Linked DNA regions of Homo sapiens: region 2 is linked to region 1. A link is an interaction called in ENCODE POLR2A ChIA-PET data of the cell type or tissue named here. Cell type or tissue: K562. All regions are shown on one strand.

Region 1 (5,000 bases):
TTCTATGCTGGGCAACTTATAGAGACCTTGTGTCTGCAAAAAGTCAAAAAAAAAAAAAGCTGGGTGTGGTGGTGCAGGTCTGTAGTCGCAGCTTTTTTTAGCTGGATGATGTGGCTCCTGCCTATAGTGCCAGTTACTTGGTAGGATCAGTTCAGCCCAGGAGTTAGAAGCTGCAGTGAGCTATGATCGTACCACTGGACTATAGCCTGGATGACAGGGTGAGACCTCATCTCTTTAAAAAAAATAAATAAAGAAAAGGTTTAAACACTAATACCTGCAGTCAAGAAACATGATTTAGGCTGGACAATGCAAACCCAGGAGGCGGAGCTTGCAGTGAGCCGAAATCACACCACTGCACTCCAGCCTGTAATCCCAACACTTTGGAAGGCCGAGGTGGGTGGATCACTTGAGATCAGGAGTTCAAGACCAGCCTGGCCAACATGGCGAAACCCTATCTCTACTAAAAATACAAAACTTAGCCAGGCGCAGTGGCACATGCCTGTAATCCCAGCTACTCGGGAGGCTGAGGCAAGAGAATCACCTGAGCCCGGGAGGTGGAGGTTGCAGTGAGCTAAGATCACGCCACTACACTCCACTCCAACCTGGGCAACAAAGCAAGACTCCGTCTCAAAAAAAAAAAAAAAAAAAAAAAGAAAGAAAAAAAAAGAAAAAAGAAACATGATTTAACAATGTATTGCCCGGCAAGGTGCGCCTAGCGCAGTGGCTCACACCGTAATCCCAGCACTTTGGGAGGCCGAGGCAGGTGGATCACAAGGTCAGGAGTTCAAGACCAGCCTGACCAACATGGGGAAACCCCACCTCTACTGAAAATACAAAAATTAGCCAGGTGTGGTGGCAGGCGCCTGTAATCCCAGCTACTCGGGAGGCTGAGGCAGGAGAATTGCTTGAACCTAGGAAGTGGAGGTTGTGGTGAGCCAAGATCATGCCACTGCACTCCAGCCTGGGTGACAGAGCGAGACTCTGTCTCAAAAACAAACAAACAAACAAACAATAACAACAACAAAAAGGTATCAATTGTAACAAAATGTCAATACTTGAAAATAATCCAACTATCTTTCTATGTATTTTCATTTTTTCTACAGTGTATATGATGCTGCTGCTTTCATAATCAGAAAACTAAAATGTTACTTAAAAGAAAGTAAAACAACAAAAACACATACTAAACAGCAGGGCTACGGGTGATTTTTATTTTCTCCTTTAAAGTTTTCAATATTTTCCAAAGTAGATATATGTGAATTGTCAATCTTTCTTTCTTCCTCTCTGTTTTGTGTTACATTATCTGATTGGCAAAAAAAAAAAAAAAAAAAGTTACTTGAAGAAAAATTCTGGAGAGACACTCATAGTGTACTTTTATTGCTATTACTTGTATATACAACTAATTAAAGTGCAAAGTAGTATAATCAATTTTCAGTTCTCCAGATTAATGAAGGGGAGTGATATCACAGATAATACTAAACAATAAATGTTTATTTAAATCCGGATATCTGTGAACTGATTTTTAAAATCTCTTAATTACACTTATCAATAACTGAGTGACTATGAACCCATAGTTATTTATCCATTCCTTCTCTAGCATTTTAATCTTATAATTTCCTCCAGTTCCTTCTGACAACTTATCTTGAAAAAATATGCAATAATCTCGCTGCCTTCTCTAGCTATTTCTCACCCATTCTCCCACTGCAAAAAAAGGAAGGAAGGCCAGGCATGGTGGCTCACACCTGTGATCCCAGCATTTTGGGAGGCCGAGGCGGGCAGATCACAAGGTCAGGAGATCAAGACCATCCTGGCTACGGGGAAACCCCATCTCTACTAAAAATACAAAAAATTAGCCAGGCATGATGGCAGGTGCCTGTAGTCCCAGCTACTCGGGAGGCTGAGGCAGAAGAATGGCGTGAACCCGGGAGGTGGAGCTTGCAGTGAGCCGAGATCACACCACTGCACTCCAGCCTGGTCAACAAAGCGAGACTCTGTCTCCAAAAAAAAAAAAAAAAAAAAAAAAAAAGGGAAGGAAGGGGAGGGGAGGTGAGGGAAGGGGATAAGAGGGAAGAGGAGAGTGGGGAGGAGAGGGGAGGAGAGGAGGAGGGGAGGAAGGGAGGAGGGGAGGAGGGGGATGGGGGAGAGGAAAGAAAGAAAAATCTCTGGGGTTTCATTCCTCCTCCTTTTTCTTTTTTTTACAGACAAGGTCTTGCTCTGTCACCCAGGTTGCAATGCAGTGGTGCGATCAGAGCTCACTGCAACCTTGAACTCCTGGGCTCAAGCTATCCCCCTAGCTACTCCTGAGTAGCTAGGACTACAGGGATGCACTACCACACTTGGCTAATTTTTAAAATTTTCTGTAGAGATGGAACCTAGCTATCTTGCCCAGGCTGTTCTTGAACTCCTGGCCACAAGATCCTCACACCTTGGCCTTCCAAAGTGTTGGGATTACAGGTGTGAGCCACTGTTCCCAGCCCCATTCCTTCCTCTTTAACTGCTTCATATAATGTCCTTTCCCCAACAAACTCCTGAATCTACTCTCCAAGATCATCAATCTTCAAATGTAACCTTTTTCTCAGGTATTATCCTTATCCCTCCTTTGCTACTAAATTTTAAATTTACATTTTAAAGTACCTTGTTCTTAAAGCTCTCCTTCCTCTTTTCACTTTTACTATTACTTCTCCAGTTGTTCCTTCTCTGTTATCTTCTTCCTCAAGGCAAGGTTGTCTTCAATCCACTGCTCTTCCCCCTCCATGTCTGTTTCCATGGAGAAGAACCATGACTAACACTGAACATTTCTAGTCCTTGCCTCTTACTAAACTTCAATCTCAGATTTCTATTTTTGCTTGCTGGCCCTATTGTCACCTCACATTCCATTTGAGGTAGGAGATCAGCAGGACTTGTTTTCCAAGCACTGTTCGAAAGACCCCGCTGAACAAAACAGGAGCTGATCAAAGAAACTGGCCAAAACCAGCTAAAAGCAAGATGGTGATGAAAGCCACCTCCTGTTGCCCTCCTTTTATCTGCATGCTAAAAGAACCTCCTACCAGCACCATGACAGTTTACAAATGCCATGGCAACCCCCAGATGTTACCTTATATGGTTTAAAAGGGGAGGGACTCTCAGTTCCGGGAAGTCCTCGCCCCTTTTCCAGAAAATCCATTAAAAATCCGCCCCTTCGCCTCTGCCCAGCTGCCCCTACTGGGAAGTGAGGAGCCCCTCTGCCCAGCCAGCCGCCCCGTCCGGGAGGTGAGGGGCGCCTCTGCCCAGCCGCCCCTACTGGGAAGTGAGGAGCCCCTCTGCCCGGCCACCACCCCGTCTGGGAGGTGTACCCAACAGCTCATTGAGAACGGGCCATGATGACAATGGCGGTTTTGTGTAATACAAAGGGGGGAAAGGTGGGGAAAAGATTGAGAAATTGGATGGTTGCCGTGTCTGTGTAGAAATAGGTAGACATGGGAGACTTTTCATTTTGTTCTGTACTAAGAAAAATTCTTATCCTGTTGATCTGTGACCTTACCCCCAACCCTGTGCTCTCTGAAACATGTGCTGTGTCCACTCAGGGTTAAATGGATTAAGGGCGGTGCAAGATGTGCTTTGTTAAACAGATGCTTGAAGGCAGCATGCTCGTTAAGTCATCACCACTCCCTAATCTCAAGGACCCAGGGACACAAACACTGCGGAAGGCCGCAGGGTCCTCTGCCTAGGAAAACCAGAGACCTTTGTTCACTTGTTTATCTGCTGACCTTCCCTCCACTATTGTCCTATGACCCTGCCAAATCCCCCTCTGCGAGAAACACCCAAGAATGATCAATTAAAAAAAAAAAAAAATCTGCCCCTTATTTTAGCATATAATCAAAGTATACCCATATATATATGGCTATACAGGTCTCATGCTTTTGAGGGTCACTGTTGGCCACCCCCTAGGTGCTCTGGGATTTTCGTCATTTGGTATGGGGACCCTCATGGGCTGATGCCTGGATACTCTGGGTATTTTGGCATTTGGCACCGTTTCATTTTTTTTCCATGTTGTCTTTGTATACATACAGCTAGCCAGCAATCCGCAGGTCTGCTGCTGCGGCTGCTTCTCTTACAGAGCAGCCATTTCCCTTCCTCTGTTGCTCTAATAAACTTACTTTCAATTCACTGTTGGCCCATTCATGATTCCTTCCAGTGCGAAGCCAAGAATGCTCCTGGGCTGAGCCCCAATTTGGGGTTCACCTGCGTCATTCCTTGGTGACCATGAAGAGACCAATAATAAGCCAAAAGGAACTGAGGGAGACCTTTAGCCAGACCCTAAATTAAGACTGATTGGGTTGAGCACCGTGGCTCACGCCTGTAATCCTAGCACTTTGGGAGGCCAAGGCAGGTGGATTGCCTGAGCTCAGGAGTTCGATACTAGCCTGGGCAACAGAGCAAAACCCCGGCTCTACTAAAAATACAAAAAATTAGCCAGCCATGGTGGTGCACGCCTGTAGTCCCAGGTACTTGGGAGGCTGAGGCATGAGAATTGCTTGAACCCAAAGACTGACTGGCACCATTTGGCCTCCACGAAAAGATGAGTGTCCCCTTTGTTCCCCCTCAATGTGTGTTTTGTTTTCGTTTTTTTTTTTTTTTTTTGAGACGACATCTTGCTCTGTCACCCAGGGTGGAGTGCAGTGGCACAATCTCGGCTCACTGCAACCTCGCCTCCCGGGTTCAAGCGATTCTCCTGCTTTCAGCCTCCCGAGTAGCTGGGATGACAGGTGCCTGCCACCACACCCAGCTAATTTTTGTATTTTTAGTAGAGACAGGGTTTCACCACATTGGCCAGGTTGGTCTTGAACTCCTGACCTCGTGATCCCCCCGCCTCGGCCTCCCAGACTGCTGGGATTATAGGCGTGAGCCACCACGCCTGGCCGATGTGGTGTTCTTTAACTGATTTACTTTCTCTTTCACTCTCCTCTCCCTTTACCTTTTCAAATCAATCAGGAAATGGGGAATAGTGTCTCTGGGTTGTTAGT
Region 2 (5,000 bases), 79 kb before region 1:
GTTTGAGACTAGCCTGGGCAATATGGTGAGACTCCATCTCTACAAGAAAATATAAATAATAAAAGAGTTGGGTGGAGGTGGGGGGCATAATGTCACTTATGCAAAGATATAAAGTCCTACTGCCAAAGCTGAGAACGGCCCAGTCTTTAGGATGTAGATTACACTAGATTTGGAGACAGGGGGAAGGGTTTTTGGAATAAAACACAAGACAATGTTGAATTGCATGAAATTTGTGGCATTCTTAATTCTGCAAGAGGAGTGAGGCCATATGATAGAAAAAGCCTGAACAGCAGAAGGGCTTCCTATGGGTCCATCAGTGAAAGAGGTGGTATATCCATCCCTGAAAAGGCTATTTATCCAGGCTCATGGAGGTTCCTGTCTGGAGTACAGGATAACGAGACTGAGGAACAGAAGGGCTGCGTTGGCAAATCACTCACCTGAAACAGGCATCTCTCCCTTTCTGGTGGTCCTGACAGTCCTGCTCTGGGTGGCCTCAGTGCTCTCCCGCTCCTCTGGGGCTTCCTCTTCCATCATATCCTTGCCCTGCCCAGCTTCCTTAGCACCAGGCATAGGACTAGCCTCTCGGTGGGGGCTGCTGCCCACCAACTCATGGGGCTCCTTGCTCTTGTAGGATTTGCTGTCACAGACCTGCAGGGATGGTCTTCCGGGTCAAAGGTGTTCTGACTGCCTATGTCTTTGGTTGGGGCCCACCAAAGGAAGAAGCCCTGCCTGATGCTCATCAAGTCAACCCACATGCATGTCTGCTCCAACAATTTTGTTGACAGAGTTTCAACTGGGTGCAGTGGTACATGCCTATAAACCTAGTTACTTGGGAGGCTAAGGTGTGAGCATCACTTGAGCCTAAGGGTTCAAGATCAGCCTGGGTAACATAGTGAGACTCTGTCTCAAATGACAAACAAAAAGAAAAGATAGACAGAGACAGGGTCTCAGATGACACAGATTATCTTGCCCAGGCTGGAGTGCAGTGGCTGTTTACACAGGCATGACCATGGTGGTACACTATAGCCTCAGACTCCTGGGCTCAAGTGATCCTCCCACCTGAGCCTCCTGAGTGCCCTGTTGCCCAGCTATTCCTCCAAGGATTTGATTTTTTTTTTTTTTAAACACGGTCTCACTCTGTCACCCAGGCTGGAGCTCAGTGGTATCATCATGGCTCACTGCAACCTCTGCCTCCCTGCTCCAAGGATTTTAAATGGCCCCGAATAGAGTATTGGATTCCACAACTCCTTCTCTCACCAAGAACTGTGTTTTTCCTGCCAACCAACTCCATTCTAGAGAACCAGGATTACTTGTAGAGACTATTTTCACGACAGAGGTTTATTTCATTTTCTAATATCTGAGGGAAATATTTTAACTGGTATTTTGTTTTTCCAATTCCAAAAGCTTTACTCACAGAATTCTCTTTAAAAAACAAAATCTATCACGTATTTCTAGCAGATTCCATTTATTTTGCATATGTACACATATGTGTATACTGAATGTTATTTATATATGTGCCTTTTTAGGAATTCAGTAAGGTACAATTCTTGGTAGCAAACAATCCCCCAGCAGCTCTGATACCCTCGGGACCCTTGATACTTTCCTCACCTTGCTGCTACAGTGGCTACAGCTCCGCCTTTTGCTCTTCTTCAGCTTGGAATCTGGACCTCCTTCATGGCAGGAGCAGGCACAGTCCTTGGCCCCATCTGGCCATTCAGTCTCCTAGGAGATACTTGGGCTTGATTAGCTGCCAAGTTGTTTTTTTTTTTTTTTTTTTTTTTGAGACAGAGTCTCGCTCTGTGGCCCAGGCTGGGTTGCAGTGGCACGATGTCAGCTCACCGCAACCTCTGCCTCCCAGGTTCAAGGGATTCTCCTGCCTCAGGCTCCTGAGTAACTGGGATTACAGGTATGCGCCACCACACCCAGCTAATTTTTGTATTTTTAGTAGAGACAGGGTTTCACCATGTTGGTCAGGCTGGTCTCGAACTCCTGACCTCTTGATCTGCCCTCCCTCAGCGTCCCAAAGTGCTAGGATTACAGGCATGAGCCACTGTGCCTGGCCGTATTTTTGGTACCAAGAGAGGAAGCTAAAGTTGTGAGCCATATGAACACAACACAGCCCACCCTCTCCCCATGCTTTTTTTTTTTTTTTTTTTTTGAGATAAGGTCTGGCTCTGTCACCCAGGCTAGAGTGCAGTGTCACATTCATGGCTCACTGCAACCTCTGCCTCCTGGGCTCAAGTGATTTTCCCACCTCAGCCTCCCAAGTAGCTGGGACTGCGCACCACCACGCCTAGCTAATTTTTTTTTTTTTTTTTTTTTGAGATGGAGTCTCGCTCTTTCTCCCAGGCTGGAGTGCAGTGGCGTGATCTCAGCTTAGCGCAACTTCCACTCCCCGGGATCAAGCGATTCCCATGTCTCAGCCTCCCAAGTAGCTGGGATTACAGGCGCATGCCACTAAGCCTAATTTTTTTTGTATTTTCAGTGAGATGGGATTTCGCCATGTTGACCAGGCTGGTTTCGAACTCCTGACCTGAAGTAATCCGCCCGCCTTGGCCTTGCAAAGTGCTGGCATTAGAGGTGTAAGCCACAGCACCTAGCCTATGGCTAATTTTTGTATTTTTAGTAGAGATAGGAATTCGCAATGTTACTCTGGCTGGTCTTGAACTCCTGTCCTCAAGTGATCCACCCACCTCGACCTCCCAAAATGCTGGGATTACAGGCATGAGCCACCACGCCCGGACCCCATCCTCTTTTATGTATCAACTCCTCACATCGCCTGGGGAAATCAATAGCCCAAACTAGATTAAGGCCTATTATGAATCCCTGAAACAATCCCTAAATGACCTAAAGACTGACATATCCCAATTGCCCCAGATGTTTCAAGAAATATTTAAGTCAGACATAATCTGAGGCAAAATCACTGGAGAGCTCCATCATGAGATATAATGTCTTTGTTTCTGTCTCTCTGTGACTTCAGCTCTCCCATCTCTTCCAATCCCCTTCAGAGAGAACTTTGTACCCATGGAAAGCCTACTCAGTGACACTGTTTAATAAACCCAAGACGTAAGTAAGTACCATTATCATCCCAATTTATGATGAAGAAACTGAAACAAAGAGAGGTTAAATACGTTTCCCAAGGTCATACAGCTACTAAGAAGCAGTTTCTCCCCAGAAAAGAGAAAAAACGCTTGGTCAGGAAACACGAATTAAAAAAAAAAAAAAAAAATACTGCTTGAAGAGCAGTGACAACCAGTAGACTCCACAGATGGCTTACCTGAGGAGTTCATATCCTAGCACCACCACTTACTAAATATGAGACCCTGACAACAGCCTCTCTGCACTTCAGTTATGTCTTCTGTAAAATGCAAACAAGAGCAATCTCTCCATAGGATTACTGTGAGAATTAAATGTGTCAATAATCCATTAAAATACTTCCCAGAATGCCTGACACTTTGTAATACAACTAAGTATTAGCTGCTATCATTATTATTAATATGGGGAATCTTGGTTCTATTTTATTTTTTTAATAACAAGCTCATCCTCAATTGGCTCTATTTTCTCACATGAGCAAAAATGAAAAAAGTTGAATTAAGGGTAATAACTCTGAGCTAGACAGAAAAGGGGAAGAAACAAATCCTTCTAACTAGGGAATCCTGGGGCCCCTGCAACAACTGCAGTTTTCCCAAAGGCTCTGCATGTCTGTATCAGCCTGACCTTTGGTTTGTTCTCCGTGATCGTCTCAGATCCTAGAGCCTTTGAACTAGAAACCTTGGGCCATAGTAAGCCACAGAAATGTTCAGTGAGAAAACGCAAGGCTTGATTCATGAAACATAGATAATTTTCAATAACTTGGCATACCTTATCATGATTTTAGGCCAGGCGTAGTGGCTCACACTTGTAATCCCAGCACTTTGGGAGGCCGAGGCGGGTGGATCACTTGAGGTAAGGAGTTCGAGACCAGCCTGGCCAACATAGTGAAAATCCATCTCTACTAAAAATACAAAAATTTGCTGGGCGTGGTGGCTGGCGCCTGTCTGTAATTCCAGCTACTTGAGAGGCTGAGGTGGGAGAATCGCTTGAATCTGGGAGGTGGAGGTTGCAGTGAGCCAAGATTACGCCACTGCACTCTAGTTTGGGTGACAGAGCGAGATTCTGTCTCAAAAACAAACAAATAAACAAAGAAAATACCTTATCATGATTTTGGACCCCGATCTCTTTTTTCCTCTTGTTCTTTGAGGCTGTGGGTATCTTGGGAGGCTCCTCCTCTTCTTCCACATCAGGCAGGGCCACTTCTTCAAAGCCATCAAACTGAGAAGGAGTTGGTGCTGCTGAGCACAGACACCAGGCCAATATCCCTCCCACGTGTGGCCTTCCCCCTTCATAAGGCTACAGCAGCCTTAGGTCCTATACCTCATACTCCTTTTCCTCAGTCCAATTGATCTCTTCAAAGTCACCCATCCGGCTAGCTGCTGGGCGCAAGTGGTCAAAGAAGATAGAAAACTCATCCTGCAGGTGGTCGTGGCCCTTGAGGAGCTGCCACATCTGTGTCTTGAGCTGAGGAGAGTCACAGAGGGAAAGAGGAAGTCTCCAGAGCCTCTCTAGGCTGCCCTTCCCAATCAATCCCACATACTTCCATGTTCTGCTTTCCCAGTCAACTGGGAAACACACAGAGACTCTGCCTGGTAACAAAGAATACTAAAACTTTCTCTTCCTCCTTAGCTGCCTATAGGGGAAGGGTACTAATACTGGATTTGATTCCTAATGATTCCACTCTCCACTCCACCCTACTGATCTCCAGCTAGGGCACTATTCCAAGCAGAGCAAGGAGGTAAGGCCCCTCCCAGGTCCCAGAACCTCCTTCGCTGAACATCCCTTCCAGCACATCCATGGCATTCCTGAGCCTGTGAAGATCAGACAGGCTCCGGTTTCAGGTAGCAATCCCTCCCTATCCCAGTGCTTTATGCTTTGGGTGAGCCTGAAAAGTCCTTGCCTTTTTC

Evidence for each region. Peaks named below come from ENCODE experiments on the same cell type or tissue, not always from the same donor. Only the 100,000 strongest peaks of a DNase experiment are listed, where the experiment ranks them.
Region 2: POLR2A ChIA-PET joins it to region 1 with 5 read pairs; 3 of 35 experiments call an interaction of 5 or more read pairs at or near these places.

Annotation. Positions count from the first base shown.
Region 1 is chr1:155,831,651-155,836,650 of GRCh38, forward strand. The region is part of intron 2 of GON4L (gon-4 like); the gene reads right to left. Among named protein-coding and RNA genes, the nearest start is that of GON4L, 23 kb to the right of the region's middle. RefSeq lists a silencer at 2,688-2,982. In K562, no CTCF peak of the experiment used is centred here; DNase peaks (open chromatin) are centred at 2,751 and 3,061; H3K4me3 peaks cover 1,400 bases.
Region 2 is chr1:155,752,767-155,757,766 of GRCh38, forward strand. GON4L (gon-4 like) reads right to left here. Exons shown (of 32, transcript NM_001282860.2): 26 at 4,414-4,557; 27 at 4,192-4,311; 28 at 1,609-1,722; 29 at 438-648. Among named protein-coding and RNA genes, the nearest start is that of DAP3, 66 kb to the left of the region's middle. In K562, no CTCF peak of the experiment used is centred here; no DNase peak of the experiment used is centred here.